Linked DNA regions of Homo sapiens: all the other regions are linked to region 2. Evidence: chromatin contacts called from ENCODE Hi-C or POLR2A ChIA-PET data. All regions are on one chromosome and are shown on one strand. The core of a region is the stretch at or near the end of the contact, and the rest is flanking DNA. Distances in the headings are between cores, read along the strand shown.

What was found. A loop is a pair of places that touch in the nucleus more often than their neighbours do. ChIA-PET counts read pairs that join two places held with the same protein, here RNA polymerase II (POLR2A). Pooled maps may share reads with other maps.
Region 1: a pooled map shows a loop between it and region 2 (3-fold over the local background). The contact joins the promoter of BCL7C here to the promoter of PAGR1 in region 2. A Hi-C loop is called at or near these places in 1 of 168 maps with a recorded cell type or tissue (Right ventricle myocardium inferior) and 5 of 50 pooled maps. POLR2A ChIA-PET finds 5 or more read pairs at or near these places in 1 of 52 experiments (HEK293T).
Region 3: a loop to region 2 is called in a pooled map, with 11 times the contacts of the local background. The contact joins the promoter of FBXL19 here to the promoter of PAGR1 in region 2. A Hi-C loop is called at or near these places in 3 of 168 maps with a recorded cell type or tissue (CD8-positive, alpha-beta T cell, Right ventricle myocardium superior and naive thymus-derived CD4-positive, alpha-beta T cell) and 12 of 50 pooled maps. POLR2A ChIA-PET finds 5 or more read pairs at or near these places in 1 of 52 experiments (MCF 10A).

Annotation. Positions count from the first base shown.
Region 1 is chr16:30,891,337-30,895,763 of GRCh38, forward strand. It overlaps BCL7C (BAF chromatin remodeling complex subunit BCL7C), which reads right to left and starts at 2,741. Exons shown (of 6, transcript NM_004765.4): 1 at 2,517-2,741; 2 at 1,876-1,954; 3 at 1,504-1,612; 4 at 1,250-1,411. The coding sequence starts at 2,608. It overlaps MIR762HG (MIR762 host gene), which reads left to right. Exons shown (of 3, transcript NR_110942.1): 3 at 3,212-3,884. MIR762 (microRNA 762) reads left to right here and starts at 2,567; the gene lies at 2,567-2,649. RefSeq lists enhancers at 1,698-2,330, 1,869-2,198, 3,942-4,427 and a silencer at 2,579-3,058.
Region 2 is chr16:29,814,840-29,819,925 of GRCh38, forward strand. It overlaps PAGR1 (PAXIP1 associated glutamate rich protein 1), which reads left to right and starts at 1,313. Exons shown (of 3, transcript NM_024516.4): 1 at 1,313-2,168; 2 at 2,371-2,453; 3 at 4,716-5,086. The coding sequence starts at 1,687. The coding sequence ends at 4,915. It overlaps PRRT2 (proline rich transmembrane protein 2), which reads left to right. Exons shown (of 4, transcript NM_145239.3): 4 at 1-1,042. It overlaps MVP-DT (MVP divergent transcript), which reads right to left. Exons shown (of 4, transcript NR_186424.1): 2 at 4,701-4,762. RefSeq lists enhancers at 23-652, 545-764, 1,015-1,264 and a silencer at 1,455-1,624.
Region 3 is chr16:30,920,664-30,925,292 of GRCh38, forward strand. FBXL19 (F-box and leucine rich repeat protein 19) reads left to right here and starts at 2,909. Exons shown (of 11, transcript NM_001382779.1): 1 at 2,909-3,796. It overlaps FBXL19-AS1 (FBXL19 antisense RNA 1), which reads right to left and starts at 2,606. Exons shown (of 1, transcript NR_024348.1): 1 at 1-2,606. RefSeq lists enhancers at 979-1,947, 1,688-2,507, 1,948-2,915, 2,538-2,627, 2,668-2,827.

The DNA.
Region 1 (4,427 bases), core at 1,491-3,990, 1.1 Mb after region 2:
CTATATTCCCAGCTACCCAGGAGGCTGAGGCAGGAGAATTGCCTGAACCCAGGAGGTGAAGGTTGCAGTGAGCCAAGATTGTGCCGTCGCACTCCAGCCTTGGCAAGAGCGAAACTCTCTCAAAGAAAAGAAAAAGAGAAAAGAAAAAAACCCAACCACGTAAAGTGTTTACCAGGGCACCTAGCACACAGTAAGAGCTCAATAAATACTAGCTGTTGTTATTCCTATTATTGTTAATCACCCCTATGACTATCACTATTATTTATTCACTCAACAGATATTTACTGAGCACCTACTATGTGTCCCATATTATTCTGAGGATACAGTAGTGAACAAGATCACATAGGGCCAGGCACAGTGACTCACGCCTATAATCCCAGCACCTTGGGAGGCTGAGACAGGAGGATCATTTCAGGCCACGAGTTCAAAACCAACCTTGGCAACATAGCGAGACCCTACCTCTACAAAAAATTTAAGAATTGGCTGGGCATGGTGGCACACACCTGAGTCCCAGCTATTTGGGAGGCTGGGGCCAGAGGATCCCTTGAGCCCAGGAGTTTGAGGCTGCAGTGAGCTATGATTGCACCAGAGTACTCCAGCGTGGGTGACAGAGACCTTGTCTCTAAAAAAAAGGGGGGGGAGGGCCGGGTGTGGGTGTGATGGCTCACACCCGTAATCCCAGCACTTTGGGAGGCTGAAGGTGGAGGACTGCTTGAGCAAGTGAGTTTGAGACCAGCCTGGGCAACATGGTGAAACCTTATCTCTACAAAAAATACAAAAATTAGCCAGGTGTGGTGGCATATGCCTGTGGTCCCAGCTACTTGGGAGGCTGAGGCGGGAGGATCGCTTGAGCCCAGGAAGTTCAAGGCTGCAGTGAGCTATGATCACACCACTATACTACTCCAGCCTGGGTGACAGAGCGAGACCCTTTCTCAAAAAAAAAAAAAAAAAAAAAAAAAAAAAAGGATCAATATGGGCCCAACATTCAGGAAACTGACATGAGAGTGAGGAGAAAGATAAACTAGTAAAAAATTAATTTACATGAAAATCTCAGACAGTGATATGTCTGTATAGATTCTAAGAGACCAGAGGAATGAGACTGTAGCTACAGGGAGATTCTGCAGGAGTCGGAAGGCGCCTTGAGGAGGGTGCACAAGACGGGGAGCAGGTATAGGGATGAGCTGGTAGGTTAGACTCTGGAGAAGACAGGACTTAGAGGAGAGAGCTCCTGGGAGGTACCTGGTCCTACCTCTCTCTTGGCCCAGCCGTGGGGGCTGAGCCTCCTCAGGGACCCCTTCTGGGGGTCCGGCAGGTGACACAGGGCGGCTGGGCTGGGGGGTGCCCCCAGGACTGGGCTCTGTGCCCTTTTGCAGGGAACCTTCCGAATGGAAACTCTGGTTGCTGTTCTCATCTGCGGGAGCAAGAGCCGAGATGGTTGGCCTGAGATCCCTAGTACACTCCTTCAGTCCCCACAGCCCCCCGCGTTTCAGGATCCCTACCTACCATTAAGATCCAGCAGGATGAGAGGGCCACCCCCTCGGGGACTGGCGCCCCTGCCCCGACGTTCCCGGCCACGGGATCTCTCTGCCCCGCCACCTGCCCGCCTTCGCTCCTGGGGGTTAGAGGATTAGGGTCAGAGCTCTTGGAAAGCCCCACCATACACCTAAGGAAACTGAGGCACTGAGAAGCAAAAGGGCTCAAACTCAGGGGGTGTGGAGCAGAAAAGAGGGCAAAAGGGGAGGAGCTGCTAATGATGGTTCCCGTCTGTCCTGCTGCATCTGAGGTCTCGGGGAGCTGGAGGTAGAGGTCAGCGTGGGGAGGAACTTGCCTGAGGTTGCACAGATGCAGGGCCTTGTGGGAATGGGGGTTGCTCACCTCCTCCTGGGGATCCACCACTGGCACCCACTTGAAGATACGAAGGGAAGTGTCGCCCACAGTCACCCATCGCTTCTCCCTGTGGGAGGGTGGGGGGCTGGGTCAGAGAGGCCTGAGGGGAGACCCACCCCCCTAGGAGCTGGACACATCTGGGGGTACCTGCAGAGGTTGAGGAGGCACAGGAGGATAGCAACAGTTTTGCTAATGGGGCATAGTTACATGGAGGAAGAGAGTCCTGCAAACCCCAGGGCATAGGCGGTGGGTGCCTCTAGAGAGAGGATATGATTTGGGGCCCTGGCTCTGCGGACCCCTGGGGCACACATGGGGGGCGTGGCTATGGGCCTGGCCCGGGATCAGAGCCCTGCAGATCCTGGGGCGCACCTGCAGGAGGGGTGTCAAAGCTTTAGGGGGCGGGGCACAAGAGGGGGCTCCCGCTCTGGGAGGACACGGCTGGGGATCACGCTTTGTAGACCCCCAGGAGTAGCCAGGCGAACGGGGACAGAGCCCTGTGGATCCAGGGCAAAGCTAGTGGGTGGAGATACACCGAACACCCGGGGCCCAGAGCTGGCGAGGGCAGCGTAGACGCCTTTGGTGCTGGTGGTCCCGCTGTGTCCCGTCCCTGGCCCCCGAGCAGCGCTCACCATCTCCGGACCTTCTCGATGGTCGCCATCACCTTCTTGATGTCATCCTTGGCCCGGCTCCGGGTCTCGGCCCGTACAGTCCGGCCGGCCATGCTGGCGGGGCTGGGGCCGGGGCCGAGCCCGCGGCGGGGCCGCCTCCCGTCCGGCGGGCTCAGGCTCCGCGCCAGGCCCGGGCGCCGCGCTCTCGGCCTGCCGTCCCCCCTGGAGTTGGCCGCGCCCTCTCTCGTCCCCAACGCCTCCGCAAGTCCCCGCCCCGTTTCCTGCCGCCGCGCCCCGCCCCGGCCTGTCCCCGGAGCGGCCCGGTGGCGCGGGCGGCCAGAGCCCAGGCCTGGAAGCCCGGCCGGCCCCGCCCCGACCCGGGCCCGCCCCCTTGGAGCGCCTGGACGCTCAGCGCCCCCTGCCCGCCGCCGAGAGCGGGAGTTGGGGACGGACGCGCGAGTTGGGGACGGAGAGCGGGAGTTGCGACCGGACGCGCGAGGCAGGGCCGAGGCCGTGTGTTCAGACCACGTGGGCGCGGGGTGCGCGACAGGGTCTGTGTCCTGCGCTGCGTGAGCCGCGGTGGGTGTCCGCGAAACGCTGTGTGTGGAGTGCGTGCGTGTGTCCGCCCTCGCCAGGCTGTTGGTCTACACCGCCCAACTTACTCAGTCATCCATTCATTCAACAGTCTTGTTAACTGAGTGCCAATTACGCTCCAGGCGCTGCGAATACGAGTGGGTCTCCACCACCAGAATGGCTAAAGTGAAAAAGACCGCACCGTGTGGAGGCGAGAAAGTAGAGCGACTGGACCTCTCTTGTATTTCTGGGGGAGTGTAAATTGGTAGAGACATTTTGGAAAACTGGCAGTTTTCTAATGAAGCCGAACATATGCCACCTCTGTGATCCAGCAGTTCCACTCCTAGGCTGTCAACACCCAGCAGAAATGTGTAGGTGTGAGCATCAAGAGGGTGCATGGGAATGTTCAGAGCCCTTTCATAACAGCCCCAAACTGGAAATAACCCATCAACAGAATGGAAAATGAATGATGCCCTACTCACTACCATGCACATAGACACAGCAACGGGATTGACATGCCCGGCTACACACAGCAACATAGACAAGTCGCATGATGAAATCTTGAGTGACAGAAGCCAAATGCAACAGTACATACTAGATGGTTCCAGGTGTATTACGTTCAGAACCAGACAAAACTAATTTATAGTGCACCAAAGTCAAGATAGTGATCGCCCTTAGGGTTGGGAGGGGACGAGGGGAGAGCTTCTGGGAGCTGATCCAGTTCTGTTGTGTAATCTGGTGCTGGTTCCCTGGGCATATGTATTCTGTGAAAATCCATCACATGACTTAAATAAAATGTACATTACTTAAATAAAATGAGTGTGTCTTTGTTGACTTTATTTGAGGCTGGCTTGTCAGCAGATAAGACCATGTCAAAATTTGTGCTGCTGTTGTGTGTGTGTGTGTGTTTCAAGGTGTGGCTGTTGTGTCTGTGAATTTGGGCGTGACCATGTCCAGAGGTTAAGGGTATAAGGGGTTAGGAGCATGGTTAAGACAGCATTTTTTTGAGCCAAGCTGCTTAGGTAAAATCCCAGTTGTGCCACACCTAACTGTGTTACCCTGGACAAGTCACTTCTCTCTATTCCGCATCTATAACACAGGAGTTAGTTAATGTGCATATGGCTCTTAGAACAGTGCCCAGCACATGGTAAATGCCCAATAAATATTTACAGTTAATACACATGTGATTGTGGGCCCTACCAATTGTCTGGCTCAATTCTATCTGCTGTGCCCTCTCCAGTTAAACTCTTTCTTCTTTTATTCCAGCAATTGCTCACGGCAATACACACACCCACTCACACGAACACACGCACACACATGCACGCGCACATGCACACACGCGCACACCTGCACACTCAC
Region 2 (5,086 bases), core at 63-2,562:
GCACTGGTTCCAACCTCCCTGCACTAATGCCTGCATCCCCTCCGGCCTCTTGGCCCCCTATCCCTGCACTTCTGGAAACCTCCCTGCACTCTGGAAACCTCCCTGAACACCTCCCCAACTCTGCGCTCTCAGCCTCCCTGCATCTCTCCTGGCCTCCCTGCACTTCTTCCAGCCCCCCAAATTCTCTGGACCTCCACCCTGGCCGCCTCCTCCCAACTTTCATTGTCTTGGCATCTCTCAACCCTCAGTCCTCTCTTCCTTCCCTTCTTTATCATCTCCCCTTTCCTCTCCACGTCCCGCCCCCTTCCTCTTCCTGCCTCCTCATCTCCCTTAAGCATCCTCTTCTCCAACCTCCCGTCACCGTTTACTCTGCAAAATTGACAGCACTTAGACGAGGCTTGGGGGCAGGGAGCAGTGTTGGGAGAGGGCTCCCCAACCCCAGGCTCGGACTGTTCTCTGCTGGGACCACCCAGGGTCGGACACCCAAGGGTGCCTGGCAGGTCGCAGAGTTGGCAAGCCGGGCCTCGTATGGGGACTCGGGTGAGGGTGGCGAGTACTGGTTCCGAACGCACGCAGGGGAGAAGGGAGGGACGCGGCGCTGACCCTTCCAGGTCAGCTGGAGTTGACCCGCCCACCTGGGCTTTTCAACCCCAGTCCGCGAGTTTCTTTCTTGAAGGTGTGGGGGCTAGATTCATTCACGTGCTTCGTAATGAAATAATCCAAAAAATAGGACCAAAGCGCCCACTGGCAGGAGCGAGGGCGGGGCGCCGCGCTCTATAATTATTTTCTAAGATGATGGGGGAGGTTTGTTGCACGCGACAGCCCGCTGAGGAGGCGGGGACCGAGCTACAACGCGGTTCGGATTTGGCGGGGGTTTTTTTCCTTAAAAAAAAAAAAAAAAAAAAAAAAAAAGTCTGGGGGAAGAAAAAAACTAAAATTCTTAAAAAAAAAAAAAAAAGGCTATTATCAAACTGATTTCTCCCTTTTTGTATGCCGGATGCTGCATGAGTCTGAAACACCAATAAACGGAGACTGCATGAGACTCGCCTCCAATCTCGGTTGGTTCCTGCGTTCGTCCCGCCGGCCCGGCGGTGCTGCCTTTCTGGCAGAACCTTACTGGGTGGTATACGCATGCGACTTCCCGGTGGCCATCTTTACTGTGGGCTGAAGCCTGTGCGCTTACTCGCGCATGTGCAAGCCTTCCCTCGCTTTCCTCTTCCAAGTAGCCTTGCCTAGAGCGGAGCCTCCCGCGCCATTTCTGTGCGCCTGCGTAGCGTGACCCTGCGCAGCCTGGGAGGCGGGTCTTAGCTCCAGGTGCGTACGGCATCTGACTTGACGTGGCCCACAACTGAAAGGTCTGGGGAGAAGGCGCCGTGTCCGGGTGTGGAGAGGGGCGTCGTGGAAGCGAGAAGAGTGGCCCGTCCCTCTCCTCCCCCTTTCCCTCTTTCGGAAAGTGGTTTCTGCGGGGCCCGGGAGCCTCGGAGTACCGAACCTCGATCTCCGGGGCGGGGTCCTTGGTGGGGACTGAGCGCCCCCTCCCGGGGACGGGCGGTCTGGCCGCGGAGTCCCCTGCGGGAGCGTGATTGGCTGGAAACGGTCCCGAACCCCCAGGGGAGCCCGATCCCTGGGGGACCCTGGCTTCGGACTCCAGTATCTGTCGTCGCAGGGTCCCTGCCCTAGTGGCCTATGTCCCTTGCTCGGGGCCATGGAGACACTGCGGCCAGTACGGCGGCGCCTCTGTCTGAAGAAGGGGAAGTGACCTCCGGCCTCCAGGCTCTGGCCGTGGAGGATACCGGAGGCCCCTCTGCCTCGGCCGGTAAGGCCGAGGACGAGGGGGAAGGAGGCCGAGAGGAGACCGAGCGTGAGGGGTCCGGGGGCGAGGAGGCGCAGGGAGAAGTCCCCAGCGCTGGGGGAGAAGAGCCTGCCGAGGAGGACTCCGAGGACTGGTGCGTGCCCTGCAGCGACGAGGAGGTGGAGCTGCCTGCGGATGGGCAGCCCTGGATGCCCCCGCCCTCCGAAATCCAGCGGCTCTATGAACTGCTGGCTGCCCACGGTACTCTGGAGCTGCAAGCCGAGATCCTGCCCCGCCGGCCTCCCACGCCGGAGGCCCAGAGCGAAGAGGAGAGATCCGATGAGGAGCCGGAGGCCAAAGAAGAGGAAGAGGAAAAGTAAAGGCACACCCTTACACCTTGTCCCGGGGCTGCTCCCCTGATGGCGGGAGGAAATAGGGAGGGGAAAATGTGGGACGCTGGAACCTTTGAAAGTGGAGGGAGGGAAGCCAGCGGGGGAGGAGGAACGGGCAGGGGAGAAGCACACGTGTGGGTGGGAGGGAGGACCGCCCTCACCCTTAACTATGTTCACCTGTCCCAGACCACACATGCCCACGGAATTTGATTTTGATGATGAGCCAGTGACACCAAAGGACTCCCTGATTGACCGGAGACGCACCCCAGGTACAAACGAAGAGGAAACAGTTGGGGGAGGTGAAGGGCCTCGGCTCAGTTACCCAAGATCGGCTCCCCTAGAGGCCTTTGCTTGCTGCCTCAGCTCCCACACAACTTACAGCTGCAGGAGAGAGTATTCACCCAGTAGCACCATCTTTATGACTTAGATTACTACCTTGTCTTCCTTTTTTTTTTTTTTTTTTTTTTGAGATGGAGTCTTGCCCTTGTCCCCCAGGCTGGAGTGCAATGGCACGATCTCAACTCACTGCAACCTCCGCCTCCTGGGTTCAAGCAATTCTCCTGCCTCAGCCTCCCAAGTAGCTGGGATTACAGACGCATGCCACCACTCTGGGCCAATTTTTGTATTTTTAGTAGAGACAGGCTTTCACCATGTTGGCCAGGCTGGTCTTGAATTCCTGACCTTGTGATCCGCCCACCTCAGCCTCCCAAAGTGCTAGGATTGCAGGCATGAGCCAATGCGCCTGGCCCCTTGTCTTCCTTTAAGAGACAATTATAATACAAAAAATTAGCCGGGCATAGTGGCGGGCACCTGTAGTCCCAGCTACTCAGGAGGCTGAGGCAGGAGAATCGCTTGAGCCTGGGAGGTGGAGGTTGCAGTGACCTGAGATCACACCACTGCACTCCAGCCTGGGCGAGAGAGTGAGACTCCGTCTCAAAAAACACAATTACAGATAATTCTTTTTTTAAAAAAACAACTAGTCATTGATTCTGGAAAATTACAGATAATTCTATCATGTTTCCCATTCCCAGAAGTCCAAGTCCTGGCCTTTCAATATTATCTAGATCTGCATCCCTCTACTACCATGTACATTCTTTAATCACACCGCTGGCCCCATTTCCCACCCCACATGCCTTCCTAGAATTTACCCTCAGAGTCATGCCTTTCCTTTTTTCTTTTTTTTGAGGGGTGGAGAGACAGAGTCTTGCTGTGTTGCCCAGACTGGTTGGTCTCGAACTCTTGAGCTCAAGTGATCCATCCGCCTCGGTTCTCAAAGTGCTGAGATTACAGGCATGAGTCACTGCACCCAGCCTAGAGCCATTCTTGATTTCTCTCTCTTTTACCTGAACATTCACACCAGCAGCAAGTCTTGGTAGCTATAAGATGTACATTTCCAAGTACCTCTGCTAGTCTCCACTTTCAATACCACATCCCCATCCAAGCCACTGTCTTTCTTGCCTGGATAGTTGTAGTAGCTCCTAACTGGGCTCTCTGCTTCCAGCTTCTGCAATTCAGATGAACCTTTTAAAACATAAATCATATCACTTTTTTTTTCTTTGAGACGAAGTCTTTCTCTTGCTCAGGCTGGAGTGCAGTGGCATGATCTTGGCTCACTGCAATCTCCACCTCCTGGGTTGAAGCGATTCTCCTACCTCAGTCTCCTGAGTAGCTGGGATTACAAGGACACGTCACCACGCCTAGCTAATTTTTGTATTTTCTAGTAGAGAGGGGGTTTCGCCATGTTGGCGAGGCTGGTCTTGAACTCCTGACCTAAAGCTTCCCAAAGTGCCTGCCTCAGCTTCCCAAAGTGCTGGAATTACAGGCGTGAGCTGCTGCACTCAGCCATAAATCGTGTCACTTTTCCACTTAAAATTTTCCAAGGGATTCCATCTTGCCAGGGAAGAGCATGTCAAAGGAGAATCCAAGCGCTTTTCCCGCCACCTCCAGTTCTCTGCACTCTTTTTTTTGTTTTTGTTTTTGGCGAGTAGGGGAGACGGAGTGTAGCTGTGTCACCGAGGCTGGAGTGCAGTAGTGCGATCTTGGCTCATTGCAACCTCCACCTCCCGGGTTCAAGCGATTCTTCTGCCTCAGCCTCCCAAGTAGCTGGGATTACAGGCGCCCACCACCACGCCCAGCTAATTTTTTGTGTTGGCCAGGCTGGTCTCAAACTCCTGACCTCGTGAGTTGCCCACCTCAGCCTCCCAAAGTGCTGGCATTACAAGCGTGAACCACCATGCCCGGCCTGCACTCTTCTTTGAACAGAACTCTGTTCTTGTCCTGGGGCCTCTACCCTTGCCATTCCCCTGCCCAGTATGTTCCTCCCTGTTCTTCACATTACCTGTGCCTTCCTGTCAATCAAGATCTTTGCTTCTCACCCTCTCTGAGGTCCAACCCTGAACCTCAGGTCCTCCAAGACAGAGGCCTGGGGACCTGCATGTTTAACCAGCTCCCCAAGTGATGAGTGAGGTCCAGGCAGGTATGGTGTACACCACCTCCATCCCTTCCATGTATCTTACCTTCCTCTTCTCCAGGAAGCTCAGCCCGGAGCCAGAAACGGGAGGCCCGCCTGGACAAGGTGCTGTCGGACATGAAGAGACACAAGAAGCTGGAGGAGCAGATCCTTCGTACCGGGAGGGACCTCTTCAGCCTGGACTCGGAGGACCCCAGCCCCGCCAGCCCCCCACTCCGATCCTCCGGGAGTAGTCTCTTCCCTCGGCAGCGGAAATACTGATTCCCACTGCTCCTGCCTCTAGGGTGCAGTGTCCGTACCTGCTGGAGCCTGGGCCCTCCTTCCCCAGCCCAGACATTGAGAAACTTGGGAAGAAGAGAGAAACCTCAAGCTCCCAAACAGCACGTTGCGGGAAAGAGGAAGAGAGAGTGTGAGTGTGTGTGTGTGTTTTTT
Region 3 (4,629 bases), core at 1,659-4,158, 1.1 Mb after region 2:
GGGATTACAGGCACATTCCACCATGCCCGGCTAATTTTTGTATTTTTAGGAGAGACAGGGTTTCACCATACTGGCCATTGCTGGTCTCGAACTCTTGACTTCATGATCCGCCCGCCTAGGCCTCCCAAAGTGCTGGGATTGACAGTGGCATTTAAATAGAGACCTTTTAGAAAAGTGGGAAAGTAGAAAAATAAATAATAAATACATAAATAGAGACCTGTAAATGATGAACAGTGAACTTGGTGGAGAAGTGAGATGGGCATGGGGAGGATAGCCCTCAAGCAGAGGGAACAGGGTAGAAATCAATCATGCAACACCAAATTCAAGCAGTGAGGATAGAGGGGACAGCCAATCCTCTAGGGAGGGCTAAGGATTTCCTGACTGATAAAGCCTGAGCGGCAAAGAAGCCTCCTATCCAGCCTTGGGCAAGTCTCTGCCAAGCTGGGACTTCACACTACACTGGCCAGCCATTGACTTCCCTGATAGAAAAACCACAACCAACAAGTCCTCGCTGGGGCTGGTCTGCCAAACACAGAAGACAGAGGGAAGGGGAGGGGGCTGTCTTGGGGTCAGAAGTGAGCAGGTTTTCCAGGGGAGAAGGAAGATTGAGAAGAGGGGTATGGCTGCTGGCTCACACCTATAATCCCAACACTTAGGGAGGCCAAGGCGGGAGGCACACTTGTGGCCAGGAGTTCGAGACCAGCCTGGGCAACATAGCGAGACTTCGTCTGAACAAAAAAAAATTATAGTTTAAAAATTAGCTGGGTGTAGTGGCGCGTGCCTGAAGTCCCAGGTATTCACAAGGCTGAGGGAGGAGGATCGCTTAAGCCCAGGAGGTCGAGGCTGCAGCAAACTATGATCCTGCAACTGCACTCCAACCCAAGTGACAGAGCAAGACCTTAAAACACACACAAAAAAAACCAAAAAACGGCAGAAAGATGAGAAGCCGTTCCATTTGCATAGGCAGTTGAAGTGTCTAGGCAGAGGCCTCCAAGGCTGACTGGATATCAGGCAGGGGATGAGGCTGGACAGCCTGCAATGCCTCCAACTCCAGGTTGCGGAAATCGTGTTTGTAGTACCTCAGTCGAATGGAGATTGAGCGCCCCCTGGGAGCAGTGCTCGGTAACAGACGCTGGAGGACCCCGATGAGGAGGGGCGGGGGTCGGTTCAATCTGGGAGGAGCCTGCGGGTCAGTTTTCTTCTCACAGGAGCGAACTCTGTCCGGCATCATGGATTCCTGGGCTCCCAGAACGGCTGGGCTGGAAGGGACCTTAGAAAGGGATCTACCACCGCGTGCCCCGTGCCAGAGTTGGGCACTTTGGTGACAAGAACATTGGCTTGTTTAACACTCACAACTGTGCTTCGAGGTGGGGATCATTATCCCCATTGTCCCCATTTTGCAGATGAGAAAAAGCAAGGTTTGGTGGCTTCCCGGGGCGGGGCGGGGATTCGCTGTGACTCCAGGTCCTTTTCCCCGGAGCCCGCACGTCTTGTAAGACACTGATTCCCGGAGGTCTGAGGAGCAGGAATCGAGTGGGAGGTGCCCAGGCTTTCTAGGGAACAAGAGTGTGAATGCACTCTCGACGAGAACCACGCCCCCCTGTTCGACAAGACTGATTCCTGCTGCCTTCCTTTAAGGGCCCTCCCCTGAAACGCGAAGTCCTCGCCCCATGGAGAGGCGGACATTCTTTATTCCCGGATCGCCCGACGTTTTTCTCCCCCACCCGCACTGATCCCCACTGGTGACATAAATCCTTCCCCTCCACTCGCGAGTGAAAGCTTGGGACTACATTTCCCGCCAGGCTGTTCAGAAGCCGGTGGCGGAGAGAGGAGAAAAGAGTCTTTCCGTTTCCGTCGCCTCGCAATTTGGCGTGTCCGCCGGGATTCACATTTCAACAGCGACGTCCTTTCTCTGTTGGACTCGGCAAGGAACTACATTTCCCAGCAGGCACCGGCGCAGAGGTCGAGGGGCGAGGTCGCCATCTTTTTCGTAGTCCTCTCCCTCATTTCCGCAGGGAAGAGGCCAGACGCCTGGACTACACATCCCATGTCGCAGTCGCCCCGGCCCTGCAGCCGCCATCTTTGCCGGTGGCCCCGCCCCATCCCCTTCCATTGTCTCGACTTGAGATGATAGACGGGAGCCGGGAGACTGCAACTCCCGTCAGGCCGTGCGCCACTGGTGGGGGGGATTTCGAGACCACAGGCGGGCGAGGTGCCCAAGGTGGTGGAAAGCGGAGACCGGGAGAGGCTAGGTAGCCTGCCATCTTTACGGTAGTCTCCTCGTCCTCCTGGTTCCGCCATTCTTAAGGAACACTGGAAGGCTATAAAACTACTAATCCCATCGCACCTCGTAAGATCGACTACTAGTCAGGTGTATGTCCCTCTTCCGCCATCTTGCTTGTAGTCCTCTTTCCTTTTCACCTTTCCATTGTTCCTGACGAGTAGAAATGGCAGCGGGAAGGCAGCAGATGGACTGCGACTCCCGTCAGGTACCACACACGCGGAGGGTTGTGGACAGGAGGGCGTGTGAGTGCCTGGGAAGGAGGTCGGGTCGGGGGAGAAGGCCATCTTGTTTGTAGTCATCGTTCCCTCTCCTTCTCGATGTTCTGCAACTGGGAGCCTCGGGGCAACGGGACTCTAACTCCCGGCATCCTCGGCTCCCGGCTGGGCACGCCCTCCGCCGTCCTGTTTGTAGTTCCCGCTGTCCCCAGCGTCCTATTGTTCCCCCGTAGCATCAGTGGCCGCAGGACTACAACTCCCGTCGAGCCCTGCGTGCGTTCGTCCTGGAAAGTGGAGGTGGTGGAGGAAGGAGGGGGAAGGGGGCGGGGTTCCTCTGGGAGAAGGAGGGAGTAAAGAGGGGGAGGAGGAGGAGGAGGAGGGAAGGAGGAGGGAGGGGAGGGGAGGGGGGAAGAGAGGAGGAAGGAGGAAGGAGCTGAGGAGGGATGAGAGAGGCGGCCAGGGCCCCGGGCCGTAGCAGCGCGGGGCTGGGGGACCAGGGGGGCTGAGACACCCCAACTGCCCCCTTCCCCTTTCCCTCTCCCCCTCTATCCTTTCCTTCCACCCTCCCGCTTGAGGAGGGGGATTTATTCAAATTTTATTTAAATCCCTATCTCCCGAGGGTCGCGCGCTTGGGGGAGGGGGAGAGGTCGGGGGTGCGCGCGGGCTGGGGGGGGCGGGGCCGGAGCAGCTTCCTTCACCTCCCCCTCCGCTCGCCTCGCAGCCGTAGGGCAGGGGGTCGCAGTCCAGGGGCGGGCCCAGGGGAGGGGGGCAGGTTACAGCGACCCCCCCCTCCCCGGGAACCGGCGGTGGGCGGGCTTGAACCCCGGAAACGGTGGGGGGGGCCCAGGCCTGGCACTGGACCCCTGGGCAGTGGGGTCCGGGAAGGGGCCAGTTAAAGGGCCAGGGGCGCTGGGGAGAGGCGGGGCGGGGTGGGGGGAGGGGAGCTGGGACTCGGACCCGGGACTGAGTGGGCCCCGGGCAGAAGCTGAGCACCCTGCGCCCAAGGAGCCCCCGTTGGCCTGGGGGGGCTGAGGGACTGAGCCTCCCAGAGCAGGACCTCCCCCTGGAAGGGCCGCGCCGCAGCCCGTGGGAGGGCCTCGCCCCCGGCGCCCCCCATCTCCACTCGCCGCCGTCCCGGCCTCCGCCGGAGGGAGGGGCCGAGCGCCCTCGGGGGGCCGTGGACCCCGGCGTTCTGAGCGTTCCGCGCCCCGCGCCGCCCGGCCCCCCCGCCGCCGATGGCCGCCGACCCGCCGGGAGCTGCCGAGAAGGGAGAGATGGCTCCCGGGACACGTGTGAGGTGGGTTCATGCGGCTCCTCCTCACCCCCAGACCTGGGCAGCGCCCACTCCCATTCATCCTCAGCCCGGCCTCTCTCTACCTTCCCCGCCCCCAGCCTCACCCTCTCTCTACTCCAAACTCATCTCCAGCCCTCCTTCCTATGACCTCTCCACCCTGGGGAACTGGCCCTCCTTCCTAGACCCTGCTTCCCCTTGAAAGCCCCCACCCCCGCCTGCAGTCGCCGCCCTCCAGGCCCCTCCCCTGGAGCGCTGGAGGGCCCCTTAGCCCCATGGATGGGTATGAAAGTCCCCGGAAAGGGGGAATCTGGGGTAAGACTGACTGGGAAGAGACCCTCCAGGCTTCTAATTCCACATGGGATCTTGGAGGATCTGGTTTCCATGGGAGGGGGAGCCCAAGGGATTCTAGATGATTAGGGATGAAAGCAGCCCGGGAAGCTGGGGGTCCTAGGACTGAGCCCATCCTCAGTTCTGGGAAGATGTCAGGCTGGATTCTAGAATCCCAAGGAATTTGGGAGATTGCCCAGGTGGACCTGAGGGATCCAAGAGGAGGGTGTCCTGGAGGAGGGAACCCTGTGGGGAACAAGAGGGGCTGAGATCTTGGGCTGAGAAGGGTCTCTGAAGAAGCATCTCCAGGGCTGTCAGAGCTCTGGGGAGTTAGTGGGCAGAGGAGATCGTTAGGGACTTGGGGGCAAGGATCTCGCTGGATCTGGTGAGGATAACTGGGTTGAGGGGAAGAGAGATTGGATGGCTGCTGTGGATGAAAAGGTTGGTGGGGCGGGGGGGAGGAAAAGTCCGGAGCTTCCGTCTAGGAATCTCTGGGTATCTGGGAGGTG